Regions from separate parts of the Homo sapiens genome. Here region 2 is linked to region 1. A link is a loop called in an ENCODE intact Hi-C map of the cell type or tissue named here. Cell type or tissue: PC-3. All regions are shown on one strand. Each heading gives the region's core, and the rest is flanking DNA. Links, peaks and the distances in the headings are about the cores only.

The links. Peaks named below come from ENCODE experiments on the same cell type or tissue, not always from the same donor. Only the 100,000 strongest peaks of a DNase experiment are listed, where the experiment ranks them.
Region 2: it touches region 1 in a loop (2.8-fold over the local background); 1 of 110 quality-filtered maps calls a loop at or near these places.

What each region holds. Positions count from the first base shown.
Region 1 is chr12:93,128,558-93,144,847 of GRCh38, forward strand. The region is part of intron 3 of LOC643339 (a long non-coding RNA gene); the gene reads right to left. Among named protein-coding and RNA genes, the nearest start is that of LINC02412, 38 kb to the right of the region's middle. RefSeq lists an enhancer at 6,834-6,903 and a silencer at 13,376-13,536. In PC-3, for the core only: no CTCF peak of the experiment used is centred there; DNase peaks (open chromatin) are centred at 6,914 and 9,634; H3K4me3 peaks cover 2,069 bases; H3K27ac peaks cover 3,408 bases.
Region 2 is chr12:93,254,844-93,271,133 of GRCh38, forward strand. The region is part of intron 2 of LOC643339 (a long non-coding RNA gene); the gene reads right to left. LOC124903102 (small nucleolar RNA U13) reads right to left here and starts at 10,889; the gene lies at 10,786-10,889. It overlaps LOC124900325 (small nucleolar RNA SNORD74), which reads left to right and starts at 11,174; the gene lies at 11,174-11,253. RefSeq lists a silencer at 5,936-6,136. In PC-3, for the core only: no CTCF peak of the experiment used is centred there; no DNase peak of the experiment used is centred there.

The DNA of each region.
Region 1 (16,290 bases), core at 5,415-13,414:
CTTTCGAGCACCTGCTCTATGCCAGGTGCTGTGCCAAGTGCTGGGCACCAGGCAGGGCTTTCTCAACACCTGGTGGCCCCCTGTGGTGCGCTGGACCAGTCCTAACACAGGCCTCCTCTCCAGTGTCACTCTCGGCCCCACCATTTCCCAAAATTATCCCTCCCTGCATTCACTTCCTATGACTCTTGTCCTTTCTTCAACCTTAGGGATGGGACTATTTCTTTACAGTTTTTATCATAGAAATCCAACAAATTTTATTTTTATAAAAGAATTGTTCTTGGTAGTCACAGATTTCTCTCTGTGGAATCTGAGTTTCTGCAGATTAAAAAGTGATGATGTGAGCTGGGCGCTGCAGGTGGTGCCTGTAATCCCAGCTACTTGGGAGGCTGAAGCAGGAGGATCACTTGAGCCCAGGAGTTCGAGACCAGCCTGGGTAACAGAGAGACCCCCCCATCTCTAAAACATTAATTAATTAATGCTAATTAATTATTTCAAAAATGGTGGCATGAAGAAACAATGTCTTCCATGGAATGAACAAGGCATTAATTGAAAAATGTGAAGCAGGAAGGAACAGGGGAGGAATACATTGTCTGAGCAGAATCTACAATTTCACCAGGTAGACAAGTTGCCCCTTTCACCTCTCCATTTATTATTGGTGAGCTGTATGTGTAATGGTTAAGGAGGCAAATTCTGGAGCTGGACTACCTGGGGATTCAAATCCCAGCTCTGAAGGTTATAATCTAAGAAAGCTATTGTTATTTGTTCCTTAATTTCTTCATGCAAAAAGAGGGATGGTAGAAATACCTAAGCACATCTCACAGAGTGGCTTAGGGATTAACATAAATTAATATGTATGACATTTTTATAACACCGGGATGCACAGTAAGCACTCTCTATATAAATATTAACTTTGATTTTTCGTGAAGGCAACTCTAGGCTTTCTACTTTGCAGTCAGATTCTCATGGCAGTTACTGCATGCGAAAGACAGAATTTGTTATTTGGCCTGCAGTTTCCACATCTGCAAAGTAGGAAGAAATGATTGAATAAAGATGTGGGGGCGGAGGCTGCGTTCTGGTCTGTGATCTCCACTTGCTTCGTGACCTTGGACAACTCACTTACTCTCTCTGCATCCTGGAGATTGGACTTGATCTGAATTTCCCAAACTCAGGTCATTCAAATAACACTTAGAGAATCTTTGCCATATTCCAGTCCACTTTCCTATACTCAGCTACTAACTTGATGTTTTCCTTTAGATAATCCTTAAATCAATTCACTTTCATATGTAGCCTCACAGGAAGCAGTAATATCCACGTATGCAAGAGTCCGATATGCTACAGATTTTTGTTTTTCCTTTATTTATTTATTTATTGTGATAGCGTCTTGCTATGTTGTCCAGGCTGGCCTTGAATCCCTGCCTGGGCTCAAGCAATTCTCCCGAGTAGTTGGGACTACAGTTGTGTGCCACCACAGAGGGCATGATACACTGTCGATTTTTCTAATGCATGTTAAAATAAATGCCTAATGAAAGTTTTAAATGTTTGTATAATGCCCAAATCATCTTGCATCCTATCAATGAGATGAGGACAACATTTCTGGAAACTCTGGATCAAATGTTCCCTCTGGATCCAGGCAACTGTAAAATCTATAATGTTATACCATGTTCAGGTGGCTATTTAACTTAGGGTATGTTTCTTTATACCATTTGCCTCCTTGAGAGCTCAGACTGTGGCTTAAACCTCTTTGGGCACGTAGCAAATAGAAGAGTGCTTGATAAATCTGTATTTAATGTTAAATTAAAAGCACACCATACATACATACAAATATATCCATCGCCTACTCACCCCCAGACCCCATCCACTGCCAAAATGCTCATTTCTTTCTCTCCACCTCAGTGTCACTGTGTTCCTCAAGTGGCTGTCTGTAAATGAACTGAAGCATGTGGCGTTCCAGGCCTTGTGTGGGCACTCAGGAAATGTTACCTTCCCTGACCCCTTTCCCTCTTCCTGTGCCTCTTTGTTCATGAGTTGCCATTTGTCTGTGTGAAAAGTGGGCCGACTTCCCAAGGAGTTTATAGCCCAAGCTCTTGGGTCAGAATAATTGTTGTCTTCAATTTCAGCCCTAAAAGAGGTTCCATTGCCAGGTGCAGAAACTTCTAATCTAAGAAAAAAAGAAAGTATACTTCTAAAAGCTATTATTAAAGAGATCTTGAAAAACTGTCTGGTGATTTCCTAAAATTCATCAGCAAAAATTGAATACACACCCACAGTATCATGACCCCATTGTGGGTTCACGGTCTGAGAATTTCACAACCAACCAGCATTTACTAAGCATCTGCTTGAGCCCTCTCTGTCCATAACCTTGGGAGACACAAATCTGAATAAGGCTATCTATTAGACCATGAGACTAGAAGAGACTAAAAGACTGAATACCTTGAAAGCAAGGAATATGTCTTCATCTTTGCCTCCCCAAGGGCTTAGCAAAGCATCATGCATGTGGTAGTTATGCATTAAATATTTGATCCGTAAATGAACAAATGGATGAATGACACTGCTCCAGCACTGAAGGAGCTTACAGTCTGTTTGAGAAGAAAGAAGCCATAGATAAACGATGGGTTAATTAACAATAAACTCCACATTACAAGAGATAACACTGGCTAATAAAAACGTTAAATGAAAGGGGTGCTGTCATTTACTTTCCCCCAAAACACCAAATGTTGATTCAGCCGCAGGTCTCAAAAAAGAATGTGTGTTGGCCACTCTTCTGTACTTTCATTTTTCTGCACATGAGTCCAACTTTAGAAGGAAGTTGCTAGGTTGTTGTCATGTGACTGATTTTTATTTAATTAATTAATTTATTTATTTATTTTTGGGACGGAGTCTTGCTCTGTCACCCAGGATGGAGCGCAATGGCACAATCTTGGCTCACTGCAACCTATGCCTCCTGAGTTCAAGCAACTCTCCTGCCTCAGCCTCCTCAGTAGCTGGGATTACAAGCATTGCCACCATGCCCAGCTAATTTTTGTAGTTTCAGTAGAGACAGGGTTTCACCATGTTGACCAGGCTGGTCTCGAACTCCTGACCTCGTGATCCACCCGCCTGGGCCTCCCAAAGTGCTGGGATTACAGGTGTGAGCCACCGCACCCGGTCCATGTCAGTGATTTCTAAAGGCCACCAACCTTGCTGGCTCCTGGGAATGAGCAGGGTATTATTTAATGTAAATAAATCAGCGAGTGTTTATCCTTCCATGCATTCTTCTGCCATCCACAGGCAAAGAGAGAAGTGGCACTGGTGACTTTTTTAGAGCTATGAAGTTGGAATATACAAGAGAAGCTGAAAGCTTTCAATTAATGATTTCTTAGGCTTTAAGTCAGGGTGACCCTTCAACATAAAAGGGCTTTAGCCACCACTTGCTGGGGAGAAGCGCTGGGCTTTCTACACAGTTCTCTGGGACTCCAAATTGTTAGCATAAAAATAGCAGCCCAAATCAATGTTCTCTATTATTCATTAGTTACCGAAATACTTTTCCCAAATATACGCATAGCTGAAAGATGCCTTCTTTCAAAATGTTTTAAACCACTTTCAGCCCATGAATCTTAGTCCATCTTTAAAGGGCACCCATTTTTTTTCAAACCATATATTTCAGTCGATTTCATTGGGCACTGATACCATCACCAGCAAAACCCTAATTAATTGGGAAGAATGACATTTCCATTAAAATTCTTTTTGAAAAATGATTTATGCACCTGGCTGATAAAAATTTCAAACAGGGCAAAACAATATGGAGTGGAAAGTAAACTTCCATCGACCTCTGGAACCCAGTCTCCCAATCTTTTTCATAGAAACATCCAGTGTTAAATTTCTGGGGTATCCTCCTAGAAATACTCTGTGTATATATAAGTGCATACACACAAAAGAGGTCTTTAAAAAGTTTATGGAAAATGCATATTATGAAAAAACTATGCATGGATTTTCATTTTTCTTGCACCAAAATAAACTCATACTAACCTGTTATAACATGTCTGAACAGAATCTAGTTGAGGCAGTAAGAAGGATAAGACTTCAGTTTGAAAAGCGCCTCTGTCAGAGCAACATGAATTCTGCTAAAATTGAAGCAAGAACAAACTTCAAATCTAGGGTGAAGTTTGCATGGAAGAACAGTGAAATCATTGAAACTGTACAAAAAGTGTGTGGGGACACTGCCCCAAAGAAATCAACAGTTTACACATGGCTAATTCCTTTTAAGAAGAGATGAGACGATGTTTAAGATGAAGCCCACAGCAGCAGACCATTCGCATACATTTTGGAGGAAAAAGTTAGTATTGTTGGCTCATGCGTATAATCCCAACACTTTGGGAGGCCAAGGTGCGAGGATCACTTGAGCCCAGGAGTTTGAAACCAACCTGGGCAACATAGTGAGACCCCCATCTCTACAAAAAATTTAAAAATTAGCCGAGTGTGGTGGCACAGGCCCGTAGTCCCAGTTACTTGGGAGGCTGAGGTGGGAGGATCACCTGAGCCTCAGAGGTCAGCCTGCAGAGAACCACTATTGTGCTACTGCTCTCCAACCTGGGCAACAGAACAAGACCCTGTCTCAAAATAATAATAATAATAATATTGTTTGTGCCCCAATTAAAGAGGACTGACAGTTAGGAACATAAACCTAATTATAAACATAATAAGCATAAGTCTAATTATAGCCAACACCATAGACATCTCAATTGGTTCAGCTTACACAATTCTGAATGACAAATTAAAGTTGAACAAACTTTTCACTGGATAGGTAACAAAACCACTGCACTCAGATCAGCTGCAGACAAGAGCAGAGCTTTCAATGGAATTTTTAAAGAAGTGGGATCGAGATCCTGAAGCATTTCATTTAAGGATTGTAATAGGAGATGAAACACGGCATTACCAGTATGATCCTGAAGATGAAGCCCAATCAGAGCAATGGCTACCAGGAGGTGGAAAGGGTTCAGTCAAAGAAAAAGCAGACTGGTCAAGAGCAAAGGTCATGGTAACAATTTTTGAAGATTCTCAAAGCATTTTGCTGTTGACTTTCTGGAAGGCCAAAGAATGATAACATCTGCTTCTTATGAGGGTGTTTTGAGAAAGCCAAAACTTTAGCAGAAAAAATCCAAGGAAAGCTTCACCGGAGAGTCCTTCTCCACCGTGACAATACTCCTGTTCATTCGTCTCATCAAACGAGGACGATTTTGTGAGTTTCAGTGGGAAATCCTTAGACATCCAACGTACAATCCTGATTTGACTCCTTCTGACTTTTTGTTTTCTAATCTTAAGAAATATTTAAAGAATACCCATTTTTCTTCAGTTAATAAGGTAAAAAAGATTACATTGATATGGTTAAATTCCCAGGACCCTCAGTTCTTTAGGGATGCACTAAATGGCCATCACTGCTTACAAAAGTGTCTTGAACTTGATGGAGCTTATGTTGAGAAATAATTTTATATTTTTATTTTTATCTTTTAATTTTTTCCATAAACTTTTTGAAGTCCCCTAATGCAGCAGTCACCAACGTTTTTGTCACCAGGGACCAGTTTCGTGGAACACCATTTTTCCACGGACCAGCATGGGTGGAGGGCAGTTTTGGGATGAAACTGTTCCACCTCAGATCATCAGGCATTAATTAGATTCTCATAAGGAGTGCACAACCTGGACCCCTCACATGGGCAGTTCCCAACAGGGTTCACACTCCCATAAGAATCTAATGCCCGCTAATCTGACAGGAGGCAGAGCTCATTCGCTTACCTATTACCTTCTGCTGTACGGCCTGGTTCTTAATAGGCCATGGACCAGTACCAGTCTGCTGCCTGGGGATTGGGGCCCCCTGCCCTAGTGTGTGTGTGTGTGTGTGTGTGTGCGCGTGTGTGTGTGTGTGTGTGTGTGTGTGTATTGTGTGTGTGTATTCCCCTCCCCTTCCTTACATATACTCTAACATTCTTCAGTGAAACTTAACAGATATTGTGAAGTTTGCTGCAAATCTGTACAGCTGCACTATATTTCATAATATGAGTGTCCCATAATTTACCCAGCCTCTTCTGAATAGACATAATGGTGGTTTTCAGTTTTTTACTTCCACAAACATACTTTTGCACATATGTATGACTAGGACTACAGAATCAATTCCTTAAAGTGGAATTACAGAATCAGAGGATATGTGAGTTTTCATTCTGATAGACATTGCCAAATGGTGACACTTAACTTTTGATGAGAACTGCCAAAAGTAAAGTATTTGTTCGTGCCAGAAACAGAGTGAAGATAGCATTTTATTTTAAAGTTTAATACCTCAGGCAAGCAAGTAGCACATTTATTCATGAAACTCATTTGCCCCTGTCTTGCCCACCTAAAGCACATACACATTGTTATGAACCCATTCAAAATATACTTGTGACAACAGCTTACTCAATGAGGAACTTGCTAGAAATTTCGTATCACCAAATTGTGTGAGTATTTGTCGCAATGGGGTTAGCTTGCACGCTCTCTACTTTGCCCTGGCTGTGTTTACTACCTTTCATGGCCCTGGTCAGTTAGTAACACTGTCTTGTTTTTCTTTTGTAACCAAAGGTCAGTTTGTGACCCTGCTCCACTCCCCACCTCCTCTGCCTTAGTTTCTTCTTGCCTTAGTTTCCTCATAAGAGTAACCAGTCTTAAAGTGTCAGGGCAGGCACATTACTGATGTATCAGTGAAGAGCCCCTGGGCACAATGGAACTTGAATTTGATTTTCTATTACCTGTGAGGGTGAGTTAGTAAGCAGACAGCCTTGTACTCTGTTCAGCGGCTTCCCTTGCTGCCTTTCTATAATGAAAAAAGCAGAGACCCAGAACATTCTCCCGTTTCTCTAGTGTTTACCCAACACACACTCTGTGCTACCATCCCCATTTGTGGCTTCTTTCCTATTTGCTCTTGTAACATGAGAAACAGTGTGGAGGTTTTATGCTTGTTTTGTAACCAGCTATAACCATTTCCTTTTCTCTGCCTCTGATTATAAACACATTTCCTTCCTGGTAACCATTGAAAATCTATATCTGACCAGGTTGAAACCAAATGAAGTCATTTTGGTTCCATTGGTGACAACCAATTAAATATAATTCTGTTTACATTTAGAATGGGTTGTAAATTTAAGAAAATGATTTAAGCCCTACTTAAAATATTTTTTGGCTCATAAAACCATGAAATCATTTCTGTAATATGAGTAATCAAGAAGCTTCATATTTACATTTACCTTTAAATTGCTCTAAAAGAGCCAGAGACTGGACATTAAAAACAAACAAACAAAAGATTCAGAGTCTGCAAGGAAGCTATTTCACTATCCCCATGCTGCGAGCTGGTTAAGCTCTTTAGCTCAGATAGCCCTATTTTCTCAGGGAGCAATGGAAAAAACAGATCTCCTACTTAAAAATAACAGTAAAAACAAGAAACACACTGCACTATATTGGTAAACCTCAAACTCACGTAAGTCAGTTACCTGCCCCGATGGGAGTTTAGAAGTTGGTGCTACTACTCTTAGTACTGCCATAAGATGTCACCAGAAAACAGGACCCTGAGTTCTAGGAAAAGGGATAAGAATGGACAACAGGTGGGAGCCACCAAACTATTCCAGGCCGGATGACAGAAACCTTAAAAGAAAAGTTCCAAATACAATTAACTGACCAAACCCCTCCACACAGTGGAGAGGCTTCATAATCAATAAAGACAACTTCCCACCTCTGAGCACTTACAACAAAGATGCAGATGTATCTTTGGCAGTGGACTTTTTTTTATTGAGTTCTATCTCCTTTTCTTCACAAGCATGTATTAAGCAAGTTTTATGTGTTATACTTTCACTGGGTGTTGTGCAAAGACTAAAAAGTCATCAGCTCTGCCCCATAGTGGGTGGTTGTTAAATGTTGTTAAATGAATGGATCTGTGAATATATGCATGTGTGAATGAATGAATAAATAAAGCTTATAATATGGTTATGGGAGAAAACACAGCTTTAATTTTCTGTTACTTGTCAGGGTGGTGTGTACAGAACACAGTGGTATGCGTGACCAGTTCTACCCAGGGTAGTGTGGCAAGATCTCAGACTTGAGGTGACAATTGAATGGGCGTTGGTCAGATGAAAGGAGTTTAACGTAGACAAGTAAAAGACCACAGAATGAGCAAAAGCCTAAAGCAGAGATCAACAAACTACAGCCTGTGGACCAAATCCCATCTGCTGCCTGTTTTTGTAAATAAAGTTTTATTTGGGCAGAGCCATGCTCATGCATTTATATTTTTTCCATGGCTGCTTTCACACTACAATAGCAGCATTGAGTAGTTGCAACAGAGACCACATGACCCAGGAAACCAAAAATATTAACTATCTGGCCGTTTACAAGTAAATGTCTGCCGCCCTCTGGCCTAGAGATATGAAAGAGCTGAATATTCAGGAACCTGTAGGGAAGTCGTAATAGCTGAAACTTGTAGTCCAAAAAGGGGCTCAGTGAGAGAAGAGACAAAACGGTGATCAGAGGCCAACCCTGAAGGTTCTTCTGTGCCATATTAAGAAATTCAGTTTTGCCATCGCATGTTCTCACTCATAGGTGGGAAATGAACAATGAGAACACTTCGACACAGGAAGGGGGACATCACACACCGGGGCCTGTTCTGGGGTGGGGGAAGTGGGGAGGGATAGCATTAGGAGATATACCTAATGTAAATGACGAGTTAATGGGTGCAGCACACCAACATGGCACATATATGCATATGTAACAAACCTGCATGTTGTGCACGTGTACCCTAGAACTTAAAGTATAATAATACAGAAAAAAAAGAAATTCAGTTTTGCTCCTTTAGGAAATGGGTAACAAGAGCAATTTTGCTTTTAGAAATATCTCTCAGGGATCAGGATAGACGAGAGAGATGCAAGTTTGCAGCAGGAGATCAGCTCTCCAAACTTCACATCTTATAAATTCCTTGATTCAACAAACATTGAAAAGCTTAATGCTGTCATTATGCCTCTTGCTCTATCCTTGGGAAACAGAACCTGGCACACAGACATGCCCAATCAATATTTATTGAATAAAGGAATTAAGGAAAGAAAAAAGACAATATTGTAATGGCATCATTATTAAATGGTTTTCTGAATAGGCTGCCTCTGCTATGAGACAAATAGCTGAGATTCTCACAGATTTCCAGTTTCCATACTAGCAGGCATTGAGATCCAGGCAAAAGGAGGTTAATAGTGAAACACAAGCCAGAGAGAAATTCCTCCCCTTCATCTCTGGTGCCAACATCATCAAATACCAGTCACTGGCCAAACCTGTGTTTATTCCATGCCCTGTGGCCTAATGAGAGGGGATGGGACAAGAAGCAGCTCTGCTAATAACTGTCATGAAAATAATAATATCACTTGGCTGTATGCGGCAACTTTCATTGGAAGCTCTTGAATCAATTTTTTCCTCTTGCATAACTATTATTTCCATTTTATTTCCACTAAAGGAGAAGCCAAACCACAGAGTGGTTGTGACTTGCCCAAGGTCATGGAGCAAATCAGAAGAGCAGTTTTTAAAAGCTGAGAAGGATATCAGGGGATGTAAAATCCAGTTGCCTTCCCAGCCTAGAATGGGCTGGGTTCATGACTCAGTAAGACACATGGCGTTACCTAAGCTCAGTGTCTCTGAAAATGAGTCACACTAAGGGAGACTCAGGGCCTGAGGGGCTGTGTCAGACATACGTTTTCAGTAGTCACTCATTGTCCCTGCCCATCAGATTTTAACGTCTGTCACCGAAGCCCATCACAGACAGGGCCTCTTGGGAGGTTTAGCCTATGGAACTGGGAAGGTCTGCCTTGGGGGTGTCTGTCTTTTCTGGATGTTTACCCAGCTGTCAGTTCCTATGAAGCCCAGGTCTCCCCATTCCATTATCCATCAGGAGCCCATGGCTGGGGTAGCTGTGGCTTCCACTCGGTCCATGATGATTCTGGTGTTTGCCTGTTGTCCCAGCATAATTACTAATAAATCTTTTTTTTACTCTAAAAAAATGCCCCAGTTTGGACCATAAATTAATTATATGGTCACTCTAACTGACAAATCAGGAAGCACCTATGCAGAAACCAAAAGCCCTCTTTTCATCATGATGATTCTATCTCAGCCACTTTTGTTTCATGGACCTAGAATCTTGAACTTACAATAGGCCCAAACTCCCAGTCAGTTAAGGAATCTCCTCTGAGCTATGTAAATGCTCCTGGTCATAGAGTTAGCTACACAGCCCATAGACCAGTTAATTACTAATTGTGAATAATCACTTCCTTACCTTGTACCAAAATCTGCCTTCCATATCTTTTATACAATGATCTTAGCACTATTCTCAAGAAGCTGAAAAGTCAATTCTCCCTCCTGTCCCATAAGAGAGCCCCCTTAAGTCCTCCGTTGTACAGCCCAAACACCACCAACCATCAGGAACAAATTCTAAACAGCATTTAGGAATGTAGCTTTGGAGTCAGACATACCTGGATTCGGATCTGGGCTCCATCACTCCCTAGCTAGATAGCCTTTGGTAAATACTTAACTTCTCCAATTTCACTTTCTTTGTCTGTAAATTTTGAACAAACATTAACTACTTAAGCTAGGCATGACTGGTTATGGAACCAATAGCTAGTTCTCCTTTCTTTCTTACTAACAAGGGGCTCACTTAAATGCTCTTGGATTACCCAACTTCCTTGCAGCTAGATGTGGTCATGCAACACAGTTCTGGACAAGGAGCTGCAAGTGGAGGTACCAGCTGGAGTTTCTGAGAAAGCCTGTTAGAGGGCACACATCCAGCTTGCATTCACCTTGTCAGTTTGTGCTACTTAGCTTCTCCCTTCTTTCAAATACTTCCTGCCTAAAAATTAGTTGTGAAGCACAAAATAGAACAGCTATGCTGCATACATGAGGAAGCAAGCCTCCAGCAAAAGAGACTGGGTTCTTGATGGCACCATGGGGCCTGCATACTCACTCTGAAGTGCTTACAGCTGGACTTCCTATTACATGAGAAAAATAAATCCCTCCATTGGTTAAACCATTGAAATTGGGTTTCTGCCACTTGCAGTCAAATGAATCCTAAATGACACATACTTCAGAAGGTTGTTTTGAACATAAAATGAACTTACTACAGTGCCCAGCACAAAACATATAGTGAATGGTTTGCTATTATCACTATCATAATTATTATCATTGCTACTCATTGCCATAGACCTTAGAGAGAGGGGCAAGAACATGTAGCTATAGCAATCCTTCCAACCTCTGATAGCACCAGTACAAAAATATCTGTGATCTCTTAAGCACACACAAAAAAGTCAGTTGCTGATGTTTTGACAAGTGCATCTCTGTTAGTGGCTAATGAAGCCAGTTCTTCAAAGCACCAGATCCCGAGAGCACAAAGAAATGAAATTCCACCTGGCTGGCAGGTCAGGGAGCAAGTTCTTTCCTGTAGTGAAGGGTGCGCCTGGTTTCCTCTCTGGACAGGGGATCCATCCATATTGTATAGTGCATTTCCTGGAAGTGCTGTCTTCTCTGAACGACAAGCAAAGCACAACACCTTAAGGATGTCATTATTTCATGGAAAGAGAGTTTCTGCTCAGAAACCAAAGCCACACCTAAAACCAGCTGAGCATAGGAGCACATGTTCAAATGGAGCACTGGGAAGTGGAATTAGCTTTCTATAACCTCACTGAAGCATCTGCCAAGATCAGACAAGGATGGGACTAGCTATACATTCTTCCCTGGAGTCCATCAAGCCACAGATTTGGGTTCACGGGGGCCTATCATGGTATTCATCCCACCTCCACCTACTCCCTACTGCACTCTGCAGATATAAAGAGTGGTGAAGTGGGAAAAAAAAAAAAAAAAACAACAAGACAAAACAAAACATCATAAATTTCAGAGTTCAACAGACCTAGGGTTCAAATTCCAGTGGGTCACTTCTAAACTGGGTACCTTTGGACAGACCATTTGCCCTTTCTGAGCTGCAGTTTTTGTATCTGTAAAACAGATAAGAGTTTCACAAGTTTGCAGAGGATTGAAGGAGAAAGTCTGTGTGGCAGTACCTGGTACAGGGTTATCATGAGTCCTTCTTTCCCTATCAGCAGGATGGTCTTGGCTGACTTTTTGTATTCATCACCCAAGCCCAAGGAGTGGACCCAGCTCAGGTCACTGCCACCAAGGGCAGCTCGTTTGTTGCCTTCTACCCCGTGCATCATCATCCAAGTTTTTGGGCCACACTTGGGGAGCCAAAGCCTTCTCCAAAGCTGAGGTCATAAAGCAGAAAAAGACAAAGCTCTGCTTTCAGAGAGCAGGTTTGGTTGGCAGTGAGCAAACCACCTCTCTATAGCCAATCTGCCCTTGGGTATGGGAGTGAGTCCCCAGTAAATCCAGCAAAAAGTGGCTGGCCCGCTCAGCCCTCCCACCTACCACAGCCACGCGCAACACCTGGACAAAGATCTAAGGCCTGGGAAGCAGCTTTGCCCAGCCTCTCCATCTCCGGGCACAGCCCCCTTGGGGCACAGCCTCAGGCAGGATGGAATATGACAGTCACAAGATTCACACCTCAAGCCACAAAACATATTCTTCTCCCAACGTCACCTGGCAGGTGTCATCGTAGTTGGTTTTATAGCTACAGTGGCAAACACAGTGTTTTCTTCACCTCTGTGTCACAGGAATGGCCACTGTTACTCTCCTCACTTTTAACCACTGGAGTATCTAGGGACATTTGTCAACAGGGTTTGTGGATATTGAGACTGACCGGATATTCATACATACATTTCTCTGTAACTCCATAAGCTGGCAACATAAGACCATGCAGAAACCAGAAATTTGGGGTCCATACATAATGGCTCCACACAAAATGTGTTTTGTCACAGAGTATAAGAATAGATAAACTAGTAATAGCAAACAATGTGCTAACTGTACTGCAGGCTCTGTGCTGAGCATGTCACTTTCTACAATTATTATTATCTCCATTTTACAAAAAAAAAAATCCCTTGAGTCTTCTTGGTGTGTTCTAGATATTAATTCTTTATAGGTTTAGATATTATAAATCTTTTCTCACTCTGTCACCTTTTTGTTAACTTTGCTTGTTGTATCTACCCTTTACAGAATTTTTAATTTTTAAAATATAGTCAACTCTATCAAATTTTCAACTTATGGCCAGGCATGGTGGCTCATGCCTGTAATCCCAACAATTTGGGAAGCCGAGGTGGGCAGATCATTTAAGGTTAGGAGTTTGAGACTAGTCTGGCCAACAAGGTGAAACCCTGTCTCTACTAAAAATTCAAAATTACCTGGCCATTGTGGCACAAGTCTGTAATCCCAGCTACTGGGGAGGCTGAGGCAAGAGAATGGCTTGAACCCAGAAGGCAAAGGCTGCAGTGAGATGAGATGGCATCACTGCACTCCAGCCTGGTCAACAGAGTGAGACTCCATCTCAAAAGATAATAATAACAATAATTTCAACTTATGGTTTGTGTAATGAGTACCTTCTTTAACACCTCTGATATTTTAGCTTTGTAATTTTACTTTTGCACTGAATTCCTCTTTGGCATATGCTTGAGATAGTGAACGAATGAGCTGTTTCTCCACTACCAAGTAGTAGGTTTTAGGCAATCCATCCCTTCCCCACTGATTGATGGTGCCATGTTTATCCCAAAGCAGGTTCCTATGTAGACTCAGGTCTGGCTCTCACTCTTTGCTCTTTCCCTAGATGTATTTTACTATGTTCTTGTTCCATACTGATTTTATATGGAAGGGTGAGTTCCTTCTCTTTGCTCTTCTTTTTCAAAATGACTTAGGCATCATGAACATTTATTCCTTCATATGAATTTTAGAGTAAGTATGTTGAAGTCCTAAAAAAAAGACTTGTAATAATTTTGTCTGAAATTACATTGAATGTATAGGTTAATTGTGAGGGAAATTAACATATTTATATTTCGAAGATGTGGTGTATATTTCTATGTATTCAGATCTCTTCAAAGCAACAACTGAGTTTTAAATTTTTCTTGGTAAGTTCTTTGATAGGTTATTTCCTACATACTTTAGAGTTTGGGAATCATATCTTATTTTTTAAAAAATATTTTTGAGATGGTTTTGATAAAGAATAATAATTCTTAGGCCAGGCACAGTGGCTGATGCCTGTAATCCCAGCACTTTGGAAGACTGAGGTTGGAGGATCACTTGAGGCCAGGAGTTTGAGGCCAGCCTGGGTAACATAGTAAGACCCTGTTTCTACAAAAAAAATTAAAAATTATCCAGGCATGGTAGTGGGTACCTGTAGTCCCAGCTATCCAGGAGGCTGAAGTGGGAGGATTGCTTTAGCCCAAAAGTTCAAGGTTGCAGTGTGCTGTGATCTCACCACTTCATTCCAGCCTAGGCAACTCTGTCTCAAAAAAAAAAAAAAAGCAAAACAAACAAACAGAAAAACAATAACAATTGTTTAAAAGTGATCAGGTATTCATCATCTCTGCTGAAGTCTCTTATTCTATTTAGTCTATTGATTAAATATGCTGATACAACCTTTTATTTCTTTTTTCTCTCCTTTTCCTTTTTTCTTATCTTCCTGTCTTGCCCAGAAACTGGGTAAGCGTTATATATATATATAAGAAGCACAAAAATACGCTTACTTCAAAAAATATATAAATGTGCTTACTCAAAAAAATATATATATATGCTAACTCCAAAAGCTAATAACTTATCGAACTTCTACTTGAACTTTATTCCCAAAGAGATGAACATATTGAAATAACATGATTAACCCACAAAGCTGATAAAGTGTCCATTGACTTAAATGTTCCTCCTTAGTTATGTGCCAAGCATTGTGCCTCTGTGTAACAGCAGCACAGAAATGGCAATATACAAAACAATTAACAGTTAACTGTTGCTAAACAGTAACAATGAAAGCAGGTTGTGTCTAAATTTTCTTTTAAATCCCATTGTGTGACCCTTTACAACTTTCAAATAACTTCCATACCCATTACACCATTTGTGTTTCATAAACACATATTAGTAGGGAGAACAGGTATTGGCTCATTTTATAATTAACATTCAATATGGTTGGGTTTTGGAGGATCAAAAACTAGAAAGGATCAAAATTCATATTCAGGTCTTTAAAGCTTCAAGTTCTCTCACTATAACAAGCTGATTTATATATAAACAAAATATATAAAACTACGTGATTCAATTCAGTAACACTGAATTTTCATTTAAATCTCATTCCATCCTGAAAAAGATGATCTGATATCATCCTATCATTTTTAAAGAAAACTGTATCAGCTGATATTAAACGTCTAAACATTTTCAAGGTGTAAGAGCCAGATGACCATATCAATTAGGGTTGTAATTCTACTAAGAATTTGGGTCTATACCATGGCAAAACAGTCAGTTAATTTGGTCAGTTTAGGTAAACAGGTCAGTTTTGTGGGAGGGAGGGAAATTGGGTAAGAAATATTCATCACATTAATTTTACTAACATTGCAATACAACTAAAAATGTTATTTGGTTGGGCATATTTAAACATTTAAAAGCTGCTGTAAAGATAATATTGTTACCTCATTTTTATAAGAAGAAAAAACTAAGTAAATCCATTTCTTGGGTGTGCAAAAATAGCCCAAGGGGAAGTGACAGACCTGTGAACAGAACTCATGAATTAAACCTGAGCTTGGTCTACCAGTTCTCTGTAATCAAGCCCCATGATTCACTCATGGAAATCAATGCCTCTTAAACTCACTGAATGACAGACACCTCAACAGACACACATCTGTGGATTCCCATAGCTCCTTTAAAAGTAACCATCAGGAAGCAATTAGGGAGTGCATCTGTCTCTAACAGTCAAGGTATTTTTCCTTCCATTTCTTGCATCTTCTCTTAGGGAATGTGTAACGGATCGTCCTCTCTTAATGGTGCTGTTACTTGGAATATACAAAGTATGCTGACTTGTGAAAGGGTCCCAGGCTTAAACAGCAGGAAAACACAAATAAAGCTGTATTCAAAGAAGATGAATCAAAGTATCTCAGAAGAGGAAACCAGAAAATTGTAATCTTTCTTAAATGCAGCTTTGTGAGCTGAGTAATAAAATACAATAATGTAACTAAGCAGGAGGCTTACATAACTGAAAAAATGAGGGGCAAGGAACTGTTCCAAATCCATTGTACTTATTAGAACCTCTGATTTCCTTTGAAATGGCACATGCAATAAAATTTACTGTGAGCTAGCTAACAAAAAAATCTCATTTTTATGGGAAATAAGTATTGTCAGAAAAACGAATAGATTCTATTTTAA
Region 2 (16,290 bases), core at 3,573-11,572, 120 kb after region 1:
TGAGCTGACCTCCAGATCCATTGCCAGAGGCAGGCTACCAAACCATGGGCAGCTAGCCACAAGGGCTATCCTGGACAAGCCCCCAAATTTGTAACTGCCCAATGGGTTCACCTTGCCCACTGCCTAGACAGAGCCAATTTATTAACACAGGGGAATTGCAATAGAGAAAAAGTAGTTTACACAGAGCCAGCTGTGCAGGAGACTGGAGTTTTATTATTACTCAAATCAGTCTCTTGAAGTGTTCCTTTATGCTCAGAAGAATGACTCATTAAGTCAAGTGAATGGTTTTATCTGATAAATTCTCTCCCTAATAGCAGAAGTCATGGCCACAAGTCCCTGAGATTAGTATGGGAATTTGGGTAGGTGGGTTTATTTTAAAGAGAAAAAGAGTTACAAAAATGAGAGATGTGTGCCTCAAAGATCAAACCTCATATTTTTCTAAATTTATCCCAAGACCAGCCCTACCAGAATTTATTAAAAGTCTGATCTCCAGGAAATCACGTAAGCTTTTGCATTCAGCAAGACTAATCAAGATGGTCTCAGCCTTTGAGAGAAATCTATGAAAAGGAGCAATTCAAAGAAAAGAGGTAAACATCATATTATGAGAATGCCGGCATTTTTTTCCATAAGCTGAGTCCTCCATCCTAAACCAGCTTCATCAGCTTGAGCATCCTTAAAAGTTTCACAGCTGACAAAATATAGTCATGCACTACATAACAACCTTTCAGTCAATGACAGACTGCACACACCACAGAGGTACCATAAGATTATAATACTGTATTTTTATTGTACTTTTTCTATGTTTAAATATGTTTGACTACACAAACACTTTCCACTATGTTACAGTTGCCTACAGTATTCAGTACAGCAACATGCTGTACAGGTTTATAGTCTGAGAACAATAGGCTATACCATGTGGTCTGGGTGTGTAGTGGGCTGCAGCATCTAGGTTTATGTAAGTATATTCTATGATGTTCACACAATTATGCACTTCTCAGAACATATCCCCATTGTTAAGCAACACATGACTGTATATTAATTCAGTATTTTGTTCCTAGAGTCTCATAACAGATGTTTCTCCCCCATGGCACATAAACAAGCAGTAAACCATACCAGCTTTTCAGTCACTTAGGCCTGGATTCAAATCCTGACTCTTCAGCTTAGCCATGTGACCATGGGGAGGTCATTTAACTGCCCTAAACCTTGTTTTCTCAACTGCGAACTGGGAATCATTGTCCCTATCCCATAGAATTGCTTGGAAGATGACATAAAAATAATGCATTAAAGAGCTTACCGAAGTGCAGGTCATACAATCAGCACTTAATGGGAGAAAGTTAAAAAGAAGGGCCAGGTGAGGGGAACTGGCAAAGACAGAGAAAGAGTGTGGAGCTCCTGAGAGACACAAGTGCATGGGTTCCAGGTGATGCATTGCTTGGGCAAAACCACACACACCAAGTCTCAAAAGAAGTTGAAAAGCCTGAGAGAAAGCAGGCCTGGAATTTACAAATGGAAAGAGTCCTATCTCTCTTGTATTTTCTCTTGGAACATGTGAGATGAGTTCACCCAGAGACAGGAAAGAAAACAGCAAGGACCGCCCAGGCATTACAGCATGGGTTCTGCCTGAAGAGGCCCATGACAAAAGAGAATTTAGGGTAGGACATCCACCTGGAAAACTTCCAGGCAGAGTGGTGCCTGGGAAGCTGCTAAAAGCTTAAATAAGGGGGAGTAAACCAGAGAGCTGGACGAAAAAATAAAAAGCCAAAAGGACCCTCCTGGTCTCCCTGCAGATTGCCAGCCTCATCCCATGAAACTGGCCTCAGTTATTACAGACAGAAGAATTTCCTGCTGGAAAGCTCTTTGACCTTACTGAGCTTGGCCTAGGATATTCAACATTCTCAGGCTTGGCATGGCATTCCCCAGTAAGATTTTCTCTTTCTGGAAAAAAGTAATACAGAAAAAGAAAAGGCAACTATATAGTGAAAATACCAAAGAATGTCAGGAATCTGAATCATGGGGAAGAGAATTCCTAAATTTATCTTTCCCAAAGTTATTTTTATCAAGGAGAAAGACATTTCCTTACTGAGGCTCTGAATCTATAAGTCCCTAAAACTCTTTCTTATGAAATTCATGCTTGTGCTTTATTTTTTATTTTATTTTATTTTATTTTATTTTTGAGACAGAGTCTCACTCTATCACCCAGGCTAGAGTGCAGTGGCGTGATCTTGGCTGACTGCAACCTCCACCTCCCGGGTTCAAGCAATTCTCCTGCCTCAGCCTCCCAAGTAACTGGGATTATAGGTGCCCACCACCACACCCAGCTATTTTTGTATTTTTAGTAGAGACAGGCTTTCACCATGTTGGTCAGGCTGATCTCCAACTCCTGACCTCAAGTGATCCACCCGCCTCGGCCTCCCAAAGTGTGTTTTATTTTTTAAAGATATAGGCACTTTGCATACCTCTTTCTGTATCAACCCTTTTCCCTCCTGCCCACATAGCTGTGAGAAGAATTTCAACAGGCCCAGCAAATGACATAAAATGATATACCATGTGCATTTTGGAGGCTGAGGTATGAGGACTGAGAGTTGTAAATAAAGTGCTGACCCAAGTGAGATCCAAAGAGCACCTGGGAAGCTCTGGGTGCAGGGTAGCAGCCCAGAGCCGCTGGCCCCTTCCTGGCCATCTGGGTGCTGGGCATAGATTTCTCAACAAGAAGACTCTGCTACCTCCCCTCACCAGGCCTCTATTCTTCTGAGAAACACAAAGCAATAATAAAAGAAAGTGTTAACCAAATAAATAAATAAATAGTGCTGAAAAGGGCTCACTGCATCCTGGAGTTGCAGCTCCTGTAGCTGTAATAATGAATCTGGTAGCCCTTAGTGATTCTCCTTTATTTGTTTTGAGTTGGGGTCTCACTCTGTCACCCAGGCTGGAGTGCAATGGTACCATCTTGGTTCACTGCAGCCTCTACCTCCCAGGTTCAAGTGATTCTCCCACCTCAGCCTCTTGAGTAGCTGGGATTACAGGCACCTGCCATCAGGCCCAGCTAATTTTTGTATTTTTAGTAGAGACAGTGTTTCACCATTTTGGCCTGTCTGGTCTTGAACTCCTAACCTCAGGAGATCCACCTGCCTCAGCCTCCCAAAGTGTTGGGATTACAGGCCTGAGTCACCACACCTGGCCTTCTCCTTTATTTCTCTAAGCCTAGTTTCCTACCTGTCTGAGGAGACCAAGCAGGGAATAAACAGAGAGCATCTGCAACGCCTTGTTAGAGGGAACTGCTGTCCTCAAGCATCCAACAACCCCAGTGAGGAAAATACGGCCAAACCTCCCTCCCAGTGTTACAGGAAGCAAGGCTAGAAATTGGACCAGCGATAAGTTTTCCAAGAAAGTGAATCACACACGTGAGACTTCAGGACCACTTAATGCAGAGCAGATTTTCGGACCACTTAATCCATGGAAAAAAAATAAACGGATTAATAGTTGCATAGAAAAAAATATGCTTTAATAAAAAACAATGCATCACTTATGCATACCCTTCTGGGTTATGAGATTGTAGCCATGTTTATTGTCTTTGAGCTACTTTGTAAATCTTCGTAAGTTGTAGGTAACTGATAGATATATAACTTCTGTCCTATCTGGTAGTGATTTAATTGACTCCCCCTGGCCCTATCCTTCACTCATGGATAAAACAGTTTTGCCTCCATTTGCAATTCATCTCAGCATTCCTTTACTTGTAAAAAAAAAAAAAAAACCTGTGCTGTTTTGACTTTTCCTTTGAGCCAGTTGCTATGGGTTGAATTGTGTCCCCTTCCCCCAAAAATATTGAAGATATGTCCCAACCCCCAGTACCTGGGAATGTGAGCTTATTTGGAAATAGGGTCTTTGCAGACGATCAAGATGAGGCCATGAGAGTGGGCCCTGATATAATATGACTGTGTCCTTAAGAAAAATAAAAGGTGATTTAGACACAGAGACAAATTACCTTCCTCTTCATGCATACACAAAAGAATGCCAAGTGAAGAGGAAGTGAGAGATAGGATGATATGTCTCCCAGCTAAGGAACACAGAGGATTGCCACCAAAACCACCAGAAACTGGGAGAGATACACAGAATAGATTCCCCTCAAAGCCCCCAGAAGGAACCAACCCTACCAACACCTTGATTTGGAACTTCCAGCCTCGACAACTGTGAGAGAACAAATTTCCGTTGTTTAAGCCACCCAGTTTGTCATACCTTGCTGTGGCATCCCAAGCAGACAAATAAACCAGTTATAACATGTTTCTTATTCCCTAGTATCATATAAGCAAAATAAATTTTTTAGCACATGTTCATTTTTGTATCTATAGAAGAGTCATGATTTCATTAGGTTGGGGAAAAAGCTATTGTGATTTTTGCCATTAAAAGTAGTGATCCAAACCGCAATTACTTTGCACCAACCTAATACCTTTTTCTGAACGTTATCTTTTAACAGTTTCAGAGGATTCACCAAGATGTCCTGTGGATTTGCTGACCAGAGCCAGGTAGACTTCATCCACAGAAAAGTGCACCACATGGGCAGTTGAAGCACAGAAATATATTTTCCTGATTCATGAGGTCAAGTAACATGAAGTGAACAATAGAACTTTGCTGACTCTGTTTTTCTAATTTTATTTTGCCCTTACTAATTTTGGTTTTGGTTTGTTTATAGCCAGTAAATTATTCCCCATTGAGAATTAGTTTTAGGGTCTGACCATTTATGATCTTTGTAAATGTCGCATAGAGATCTAGTCTCTGTTGGGTGAAAGGCTCCAGGGAATTTAGTTTGTTTGCCTTTTTGGTTGAGAATTTGGTTGCTTTTTTTTTTTTTTTTTTTTTTTTTGAGTCAAAGTCTCACGCTGTTGCCTGGGCGGAGCTCAATAGCTTGATCTGGGCTCACTGCAACCTCTGCCTCCTGGGTTCAAGTGATTCTCCTGCCTTTGCCTCCTGAGTAACTGGGATTACAGGCACGCATCACCACACTCAGCTAACTTTTTGTATTTTTAGTAGAGACGGGGTTTCACTATGTTGGCCAGGCTGTCTCAAACTCCTGACCTTGTGATCTGCCCGTCTTGGCCTCGCAAAATGCTGGGATTACAGGTGTGAGCCACAGTGCCCAGCTGGAATTTGGTTTTATGATGAGATCATCGGAGGATCTCTGCAAATGAATTAATAGTTTACATAGAACTTGTTTCTGCTGGGTGAGAGATAACAGAGAATCTGGTTTGTTAGTCTTTTCTGCGTGTTCACCTTTATATTTTGAATGCAAATTATTAAGAGTTTAAACTGCAAGGGAGGAAAAAAATTTCCTCCTCTCCTCTAAGTTCAATGGCTGGGACCCTGCAAATTAAACAATCTGACAAAAGACAGATTAACAAGAGAAAAACAAATTTAATTAAGTATATTTGCACACATAGGAGTTCACAAACAAATGGAGCTTGAGGACATGGTTAGAATTTGCTTTTTTTTCTTTTCCTTTTTTTTTTTTTTTTGAGACAGAGTCTTGCTGTGTTGCCCAGGCTGGAGTGTAGTGGTGCAATCTCGGCTTACTGCAACCTCCACCTCCCAGGTTCAAGTGATTCTCCTGCCTCAGCCTCCCGAGTAGCTGGGATTTCAGGCGCCCGCCACCATGCCCGGCTAATTTTTTTTGTATTTTTAGTAGAGATGGGGTTTCACCATGTTGGCCAGTCTGGTCTTGAACTCCTGACCTCAGGTGATCTGCCCACCTTGGCCTCCCAAAGTGCTGGGATTACAGGCATAGACCACCACCCCGCCAGAATTTGGAGCTTATCTACCATCTTAACAAGAAAGATAAGGTGTGGAGAAGAGATTAGACCAAGGAAAGAGGGTGCTTTTTGGTTTCTTGGAGGGTGGGGGCTGTAAAATGATCATGGGAAGGTGAGTAAGAAATTAGGAAATGTATGGTAAGTAAGGTTGTTTAGTATGGTTTGTTATACAGATGAGTCTCCAGTGATAAGAATTGTCCCTAGTAGTTCTCTTCCTCATATAGAAGAGGGAGACAACTTTACAAAAAAGGGATGTGTATGCCCTGCTTTTAAACAGAAGGGAGTTTTTTCCTGCATCTGCTATTTTTCAATTATCTTCAGCTCAAAATAATCCTTATGCTAAAGTAGCATATTTTGGGGTGACATATTCTGGTCCCCTTCGATACCTACTAGGAAAAAAGCTCTTTGACTGGTGAGTTTTATAAATGTATGTTTACTTTGACTCATGACTGAAAATCTAGAATTAAAACTATAAGCTCCCTCTGTCTGTTTCCACGCTTATGTTTCTGCAATTCAGAAAGGCATTTAAATCTCACATAACAATTTTCTTTTTTATTTATTTATTTATTTATTTATTTATTATTTTATTATTATTATACTTTAAGTTTTAGGGTACATGTGCACAATGTGCAGGTTAGTTACATATGTATACATGTGCCACGCTGGTGTGCTGCACCCATTAACTTGTCATTTAGCATTAGGTATATCTCCTAATGCTATCCCTCCCCCCTCCCCCCATCACATAATAATTTTCACCTCTTGTTGGTATTAATAAATTGGGTTAGAAAATCCCTGAAATTAAAGGAGCTCTATTCTGATTAGCTTATAGAGATAAATAAGTGTTTGTATTGATTGTTTCTAGAATTGCTAGAAAATAAGGAAATCGAACTTCTAATATTTTCAATGTAATTTTTATAGAAAGTAACATGGAAATGTTTTAAGATTGCAAGTTCACATAATTTAGGTAAGTCTTCAGCAACCAAGACTAGTTAAATAATTTTGGTTTAATAAAAACAGCTACAGATTAGCTGATAATCAGATTAGTTAGATAAATTCTGATTTATCAGCATTAAATATAATACCTGCTAGTATTTTAATTCTACTTGGGCATGTACTTCTTAACACAGGTTTCTTGATTGAACAAGCTACCATTACTTCTACTTAATACTTAAGATTACAGAAAATATAAATTTGTGTTTCATTGACTCATTCTCACAATTTTGTTTGCCTCGGGTTATGGCTTGTGCAAACAATGAGTCTGAAAGGCTACGAAAGCTGTCAAATTTTGCTCAATTTTGACAGACTTGTTCCCTTGGTTACTGTTTATTGCCTTCATCTACAAGATGAAGGGCTTTTTGTTTTTCTTATGTAATCGGCGTAGACAGCAAAGATTCTGTGTTTTACTGGAATAGCCTTCAATGGTTTATGCTGAATTTATTATTATGTCCTTGACTATTTAAGAAAACAAAAGTTTCTCAGTTAGGAAAGATCTAAGCCTCCTTACAGTCATGTTACCTTCTATGTTTACTTTTTAAATACTTTATTGTCACTTAGAAATGAGGAGCCAAAGAGTTTTGTTTCAGTTTTTGTTTTGTTTTGGGTTTGTTTTTTGTTTGTTTGTTTGTTTTGAGACGAAGTCTCGCTTTGTTGCCCAGGCTGGAGTGCAGTGGCACAATCTCGGCTTACTGCAACCTCCACCTCCCCAGTTCAAGCAATTTTTCTGCCTCAGCCTCCCCAGTAGCTAGAATCACAGGCATATGCCACCATGCCTGGCTAATTTTTGTATTTTTAGTAGAGACGGGGTTTCACCCCCATGTTGGCCAGGCTGGTCTCGAACTCCTGACCTCAGGTGATCCACCAGCCTCAGCCTCCCAAAGTGCGAAATTACAGGTGTGAGCCACTGTACCCAGCTCCCAAATAGTTTTTTAGACACCTAGATCCGATTCCTGTCATAGTGTTCAAATTGCCTGACAGTGTCTGGTTTTTGCCTCCCTAAAATGGAATTCTAAATATAAAATAAAATGAAGCTTTCAGGATTTTTTTTGCTACTAAAGCTATTTTGAGATTTCCTAGGGGGCCCCTGGAAAATCACAAAGACTTATTTTTTAGCCTTTTGAAAAGAGAGGTGTTAGAAATAATTAGGTTTACTTGCTGGATTACTATTGATGAACCACATGAAAGGCTTGTGAAATCAGAAGAGATGCTCAGCCTTTCCTAGGTTAAATTGGTATATGTTGCATGTTGTTAGTATATTTCAGAAACTGTACGCTATATGGGCATTTTCCAGAGCTTTGCAGTGTCCTCGCCGTCCATGACACATTTCTTCTTATTAGGGCCCTAGTGCTGCTTTGCCATATTAGACAATGACACTACAGTGTTATCACTCATGATTTCAGTTTTGTTTTGTTTTTTTTTTTAATAGAAATGGGGTCTCACTCTGTCATCCATGCTGGTCTCAAACTCCTGGGTTCAAGTGATCATCCTGCCTCAGCCTCCCAAAGTGCTGGAATTACAGATGAGAGCCACTGTGCCTGGCCCAATTTCAGTTGCTTTCTAAGTGTTAACTTGATCACAGCTTTACTTATTTAATTTGAATCTAGTATCTTCTAGGGCAGTGGTTTTCAACTGGGGATTGACATCACTTACATAATTTTACTAACAAACAGATGTCTAAGAATTACTGAGGACCACGAACTCTCTTTACTTGATATTCTTGATATATTTTTGTTATATTCTTACTTAGCAAATTCATGTTATATTATGTTTCAGCATTATTACGTTATATCTCAAGATTTTTTTCTCTGGAAAGATTATGTTCATCCATTTTTATAAATTAGATATAACGTTCACTGTCTTCTTTTGTTGTTGTTGTTGTTTTGAGACAGAATCTCCATCTGTCGCCCAGGCTGGAATGCAGTTGCAATCTTGGCTCATTCGAACCTCCGCCTTCCAGGTTCAAGCAATTCTCCTGCCTTAGCCTCCTGAGTAGCTGGGATTACAGGCGTGTGCCACTACGCCTGGCTAATTTTTTTGTATTTTTAGTAGAGACAGGATTTCACCATGTTGGCCAGACTGGTCTCAAACTACTGACCTCAGGTGATCTGCCAGCCTCGGCCTCCCAAAGTGCTGGGATTACAAGTATGAGCCACCCAGCCTGGCCTGTCTTCTTTAAAAATAGAGCTAATCATTGTAAGTTTTTTTGGTTTTTTTGTTTGTTTGTTTGTTTTTTAGAGGGAGTTTTGCTCTTGTCGCCCAGGCTAGTGTCCAATGGCGCGATCTTGGCTCACTGCAACCTCCGCCTCCTGGGTTCAAGAGGTTCTCCTGCCTCAGCCTCCCGAGTAGCTGGGATTACAGGCTCCCGCCACCACGCCCAGCTAATTTTTTGTGTTTTTAGTGGAGACAGGATTTCACCATGTTGGCCAGGCTGGTCTCGAACTCCTGACCTCAGGTGATCCACCCGCCTCAGCCTCTCAAAGTGCTGGAATTACAAGCGTGAGCCACTGCACCTGGCCTGTCTTCTTTGAAAAAGGGCTAATCATTATGTTTTTAACTATTTTATCTAAAATTTTTTTGAATCGACTTTATTTTCTTTTTGGCATGCCACAGAAGCAACCAAATTTTCTTATCGGTTGCATTTTTATTGGAATAAATTCTTATCAGAACTTTTGCTTTTGAAAATTATCAGTAATACATTAAGCACAGTATTTTAAGCCTTTTGTCATCTAGAGGTAGTTTTTTTGTTTTACTCTGACGCTTCCTTGAAAATGTTTCCTCTTCAACAAAGGACTGTCTCAGAGACCCGTGGAAAAGGACTATGTTGGGTATTTTGGGGTATGTGCTGCTGATGGCATCACTTAAACAATTTTGAGACCATACCAGCAAACTGAGTAAGGATTTCCAGAACTCTAGGCAAGAAACAAATGGAGTCATGAAAATGCTAACCCAAGATCCAGTGAAACAAGAATTAATTACATAGGGCTAAATGAACTGATGAGGAATGATTGTAGTTTATGGTGGGCGGGGGGAGTATTACTGATTTTTTTTCTTTTTCTTTTTACAAAATTATTTTTATTCTTCTTCACAGCATCTGCAGCTGTGAGATTATTGATGTTTTAATATACAGAAGCCCTTTCTTTTTTCTTTTATCTATAACCCATAACAATTTAGTAGACTCTGTTTTTGTAAATGGAAATGAAACATTTATAAATGATATCATATTCTTCCAGCCTAACCCCTCCAGAATCTGGAAACTCTTAATGAACATTCTTCTTTTCATACCAATATAGTTATTTCCGTAGATGCAATAAGGACATATCTGGGACTTAATTTTACTGGGATTTCATTGAAAACATTGGTTATACAACCAAGAACTTGCCTGGAATGTCATATTTGAAAACTATGTTTATTTACTCGTATATCACCAAGTCCTTTTAAGTAACTAAAGTTGTTTTATGGAGTCAAGGCTTACAAAACCATTGGGTGCAGTGGTGCACACCTGTTGTCCCAGCTACTTGGGAGACTGAGGCAAGAGAATTGCTTCAGCCCAGGAGTTCAAGACCAACCTAGGCAACATAGTGAGACCCCATAGTGAGACCCTGTCTTTAAAAAATAAACAAATAAAAAATAAAACGCTTATACAACCCTCTTGAAAAAACTGGCCTGGGACCTGGTTTACAGGGTTTCCAGACTTACTCTTTTTTCATTGAGTTTTTGAGTTTCACGAAGGCATCACAATATATCTTTTTAAAAACAACCCATAATTGGAAACTTAACTAATCAAAATGGGCCACCTCTCCTCATTCATACAAATGAATGGAAGAGATTGGAGCCCACACAGCTGCCAGGCTCTATGCAGGGCACTTGGCACATAATCTACAGGATGTTTAAATTTTTATTTTACTTTATTCTTATTTTATTTTACTCTTATTTATTTATTTTATTTTATTCTTTTTTTTTTCTTTTTTAGAGTTTTTTTGAAAGTCCTTGTCAGACAGGTAATGTGTCAACATCATAACGAGGTTTAAGGGAGGTACAGCTCACACATGAGCATGAAAACCCAATTATCATGCTTATGAACTACAAAAGGATCACAGGATATTTTTGTAAGTGCCTACCCAACAGATCTCCCCTCCTTCTGTGGTACAATGTGTCCAGTGTTGAACTAGTAGCATTCACATTTCCCCACAAGTGTCACGAAAGGGGGACTGTCTCCCAAGTTTCCCCAGCAGTAAAACCCGATTGGTTTAAGGTCTGCAGGGCGGATCTAGTCCTCTTGCCAGTGATTAATTAGACATGACTGTATAACATGGCTGGGAGGTGGGAGCAGAAGATGAGATTCCAAAAGGAAAGGGTTTATGCTCTTGAAAAGAGCTATGTGATGCCTCTGATGAAGCCTATGTTAGTAGAGACATCTGAGAGTGTAGATGAATGCCAATGGCCCTCATGGAAAGAGAGAGAGATGAGAAAAAGCACACTCTTTTTTTGCATCTACATGTGATGTCTGGAATTACAGCAGCCATTTTGTGATCATGAGAGCAGCTGGCTTGGCTAAGGACAAAATTCGTCACACCAAACATGGCAGAGAAGAAAGAAGATTCTGGATTCCTGATAATATTTTTGAGCCACTGGACTAACCAAGACTGGAATTGGTCTTCCTTGGGACTTCTTAATATGTGGGATAGTGAATTTTCACATTGAAGTAAATTTTGAATGGAGTTTTCTGTTTCTTATAGCCAAAACCATCTTACCTGCTACAAATATTTTATTTAATTTCATCTTTACAACAGTCCTATATCTGTGGACATTCTCATTTTATAGATAAAAATCTGAGATTCAGAAAGTTTTAGTAACATGGCCAGGCACAGTGGCTCACAACTGTAATTCCAGCACTCTGGGAGGCCAAGGTGGGGGGACTGCTTAAGCCCAGGAGTTTGAGACCAGCCTAGGAAACATATTGACACTCTGTCTCTACCAAAAAAAAAAAAAAAAAAATTACCTGGGCATGATGGTACATGCCTATAGTCCAGCTACTCAGGAGGCTGAGGTGGGAGGATTGCTTGAGCCCAGGAGGTCAAGGTAGTAGTGAGCTGTGATCGTGCCACTGCACTCCAGCCTATGAAACAGAGCAAGACCCTGTCTCAATAATAATAATAATGACAGATAGAACAACCACACAGAAGATAAGTAAGGAGAGAGAGGACTTAAACAACATAATAAACCAACTAGAGCTAACGGACATATACAGAACACTCTACACAACAGCATATACATTCTTCTGAAGCACATGAGACATTTTCCAGAATAGACTATACGTTAGGCCACAAATTAAGTCTCAATACATTTTAAAAGATAGATATTATAGGCCTGGCACAGTGGCTCATGCCTGTAATCCCAGCACCTTGGGATGCCAAGGTGGGTGGATCACCTGAGGTTGGGAGTTCAAGACCAGCCTGACCAACATGGAGAAACCCCATCTCCACTAAAAATACAAAATTAGCCAGGCGTGGTGGTGAATGCCTGTAATCCAAGCTACTCAGGAGGCTGAGGCAGGAGAATCGCTTGAACCCAGGAGATAGAGGTTGCAGTCAGCCGAGATCATGCCATTGCACTCCAGCCTGGGCAACAAGAGCGAAACTTCATCTCAAAAAAAAAAAAAAAAGATAGATATTATATAAAGCATCTTCTCTAAGCACAATAGGATGAAGTTAGAAATCAATAACAGAAGTAAAACTGGAAAATTCCCAAGTTTGTGGAAATTAAACAATGCATCAATAATCAAAAGACCAGGTGCAGTGGCTCAAGCCTATAATCCCAGCACTTTGGGAGGCCAAGGTAAGTGAATCGCTTGACCCCAGGAGTTCAAGACCAGCCTGGACAACATAGTTAGACTCCACCTCTATTTTTAAAATATATATATAAAATAAAAATAAATACAGTAAAAACAATGAAAAACCAAATAGATGAAAGAAAAAATTGCAACAAAAATTTGAAACTACAGAAGAACAAAAACAAAAACACAACCAACTAAAACTTACAGGACATAGCAAAAGCAGTGCTAAAAGGAAAAACTATAGCTATAAATGTTTAAATTTAGGAATAAGAAAGTTCTCAAATCAACAACCTAACTTTACAAATAAGAAACTAGAAAAAAAAAAACAAACAAAACCTAATGCTAGCAGAAGGAAGAGAATAACAAAGATTAGAACAGAGATTAATGAAATAGAAAATAGGAAAACAAAAGGGAAAATTAATAAAACCAAAAGTTGTCTCTTTGAAAAGATGGACAAAATTGACAAACCTTTAACTAAATGGACTAAAAAAAGAGAAAAGACTCAAATTACTAAAATCAAAAATGAAAATGGGAAAATTACTACCAACTCTATGGAAATAAAAACGATTGCAAGAGAGTACTGTGAACAATTGTATGTCAACAAATAGGGTAACCTGGATAAAATGGAAAGATTATGAGAAACACAAAACCCACTAAAACTAAATCATGAGGAGACAGAAAATATGAATAGACTGATAACTAGTAAGGAGACTGAATCAGTAATCAAACATCTCCCAACAAAGAAAGGTCCTGGACCTGTTGGCTTCACTAGTAAATTCTACCAAACATTTAAACAACTAATACCAATCCTTCTCAAACTTTTCTTTAAAAATTAAAGAGGAGGAAACACTTCCTAAATCATTCTATGAGACTAGCATTACCCTAATACCAAAGCCAAAAACACTAGAAGACTACAAATCGATATCCTTTATGAACATGTGTGCAAAAACCCTCAGCAAAATATTAGCAAACTGAATTTAGCAGCATAGTAGAAGGATTATACACTATGAGCAAGTAGGATTTATTCCTGGAATGCAGGGACAGTTCAACATATGAAAATGAATTGGCCGAGCACAGTGGTTCATGCCTGTAATCCCAAAACTTTGGGACACTAAGGCAGGAGAATCACTTGAGCTCTGGCGTTCAGCCTGGGCAACATAACAAGACCCTATCTCTACATAAGTTAAAAAATTAGCCGGGCATGGCCGGGCTTGGTGGCTCATGCCTGTAATCCCAGCACTTTGGGAGGCCAAGGGAGGCAGATCACTTGAAGTCAGGAGTTTGAAATCAGCCTGGCCAACATGGTGAAACCCACCTCTACTAAAAATACTGAAAAAAAATTAGCCAGGTGTGGACGGGCACAGTGGCTCACACCTGTAATCCCAGCACTTTGGGAGGCTGAGGTAGGTGGATCACCTGAGATCGGGAGTTTGAGACCAGCCTGGCCAATGTGGCGAAACCCCATCCCTACTAAAAACACAAAAAATTAGCCACCCATGGTGGCGGGCACTTGTAATCCCTGCTATTTCGGAGGCTGAGGCAGGAGAATCGCTTAAATCTGGGAGATGGAGGTTGCAGTGAGCCAAGATAGTGCCATGCACTCTAGCCTGGGCAACAAGAGTGAAACTCCATCTAAAAAAAAAAAAAAATTAGCCAGGTGTGGTCATGGGTGCCTGTAATCCCAGACTCAGGAGGCTGAGGCAGAACAATTGCTTGAACCCGGGAGGCAGAGGTTGCAGTGAGCCAAGATCATGGCACTGCACTTCCAGCCTGGGCAACAAAGCAAGATTCTGTCTCAAAAAAATAAATAAATAAATAAACAACAACAAAAAAAGCTGGGCATGGTAGCACACAGCTGTAGTCCCAGCTGGTCGGTAGACTGAGGTGGAAAGATCACTTAAGCCTGGGATGTTGAGCCTGTAGTGAGCTATGACTGTGCCACTTCACTCCAATCTGGGCAACAGAGTGAGACCCTGTCTCTCAAAAAAAGAGAGAAAATCAATCAATGTAATACATCCCATTAACAGAATGAAAGGGTTAAAGAACTACATGATCATCTCAATGGATGCAGAAAAAGCATTTGACAAAATTCACCACCTTTTCATGATAAAAACCTCAACAAACCAAAAACAGAAAAAAGCTACCTCCGCATAATAAAAGCCACATATGAAAAATCTACAGCAGACATCATACTCAATGCTGAAAGTCAAAAAGCTTTTCCCTAAGATGAGGAAAAAAACAAAAATGCCCATTCTCGGCCTGGTGCGGTGGCTCACGCCTGTAATCCCAGAACTTTGGGAGGCCAAGTCAGGTGGATCACCTGAGGTCAGAAGTTCAAGACCAGCCTGGCCAAAATGGTGAAACCCCCATCTCTACTAAAAATACAAAAATTAGCCAGGTGTGATAGCATGCACCTGTAATCCCAGCTACTCTGGAGGCTGAGGCAGAAGAATCACTTGAATCTGGGAGGCAGAGGTTGCAGTGAGCCAAGATCACACTACTACACTCTAGCCTGGGTAACAGAGTGAGACTAAATCTCAAAAACAAAAACAAAAACAAAATGCCCATTCTCTCCACTTCTATTCAACCTAGTACTAGGGGTTCTAACCAGAGCAATTAGGCAAGAAAAAGAAATAAAAGACTTCCAAGTTGGAAAGGAAGAGGTATAAATTATTTCTGTTTGCAGATAATATGATCTTACGTGTAAAAAACTTAAAAAGATTCCACACCAAAAAAAAAAAAAAAAACCCTGTTGGAGCTGATAAATTAATTCAGCAAAGTGGCAGGTTAAAAAGTCAACACACACACACACAAAAAAGTCAACACATAGAAACCAGTTGCATTTCTGTACACTAACAATTAATCTGAAAAGAAAATTACAAAACAATTTCATTTACAATAGCATAAAAAAAAAAAGTAAACCTGGGAATGAACTTAACCAAGAAGGTGAAAGACATGTACAATGAAAACTACAAAACATTAATGAAAAAAAGTAAAGAAGACATAAGTAAGGCCAGGTGCGGTGGCTCATGCCTGTAATCCCTGCACTTTGGGAGGCTGAGACAGGCGGGTCGCCTGAGGTCAGGAGACCGAGACCAGCCTGACCAACATGGTGAAACCCTGTCTCTACTAAAAATACAAAAATTAGCCGGGTGTGGTGGCGGGGGCCAGTAATCCCAGCTACTTGAGAGGCTGACGCAGGAGGATCACTTGAACCCAGGAGACGGAGGTTGCAGTGAGCCAAGATGGTGCCACTGCACTCCAGCCTGGGCAACAGAGTGAGACTCCGTCTCAAAAAAAAAGACATAAGTAAATGAAAGCATATATTATATTCTTATATTCGTGGACTGGAAGACTTAATATTGTTAATATGTCAATGCTACCCAAAGTGATCTACAAATTCACTGCAATCCATATCAAAATCCTTGTGAGGTTTTTGCAGAAATAGAAAGTTCCATTCTAAAATTCATATGGAATCTGAAGGGACTCTGAATAGCCAAAATAATTTTGAGAAAAAAAAAAAGCTGAAGGACTCATACTTCCTGATTTCAAAACATACTACAAAGCTACAGTAACCAAAATAGCATAATACTGGCATAAAGACAGACATATACACCAAAGGAATAGAATGGAGAGCCCAAAAATAAACCCTCTCATATA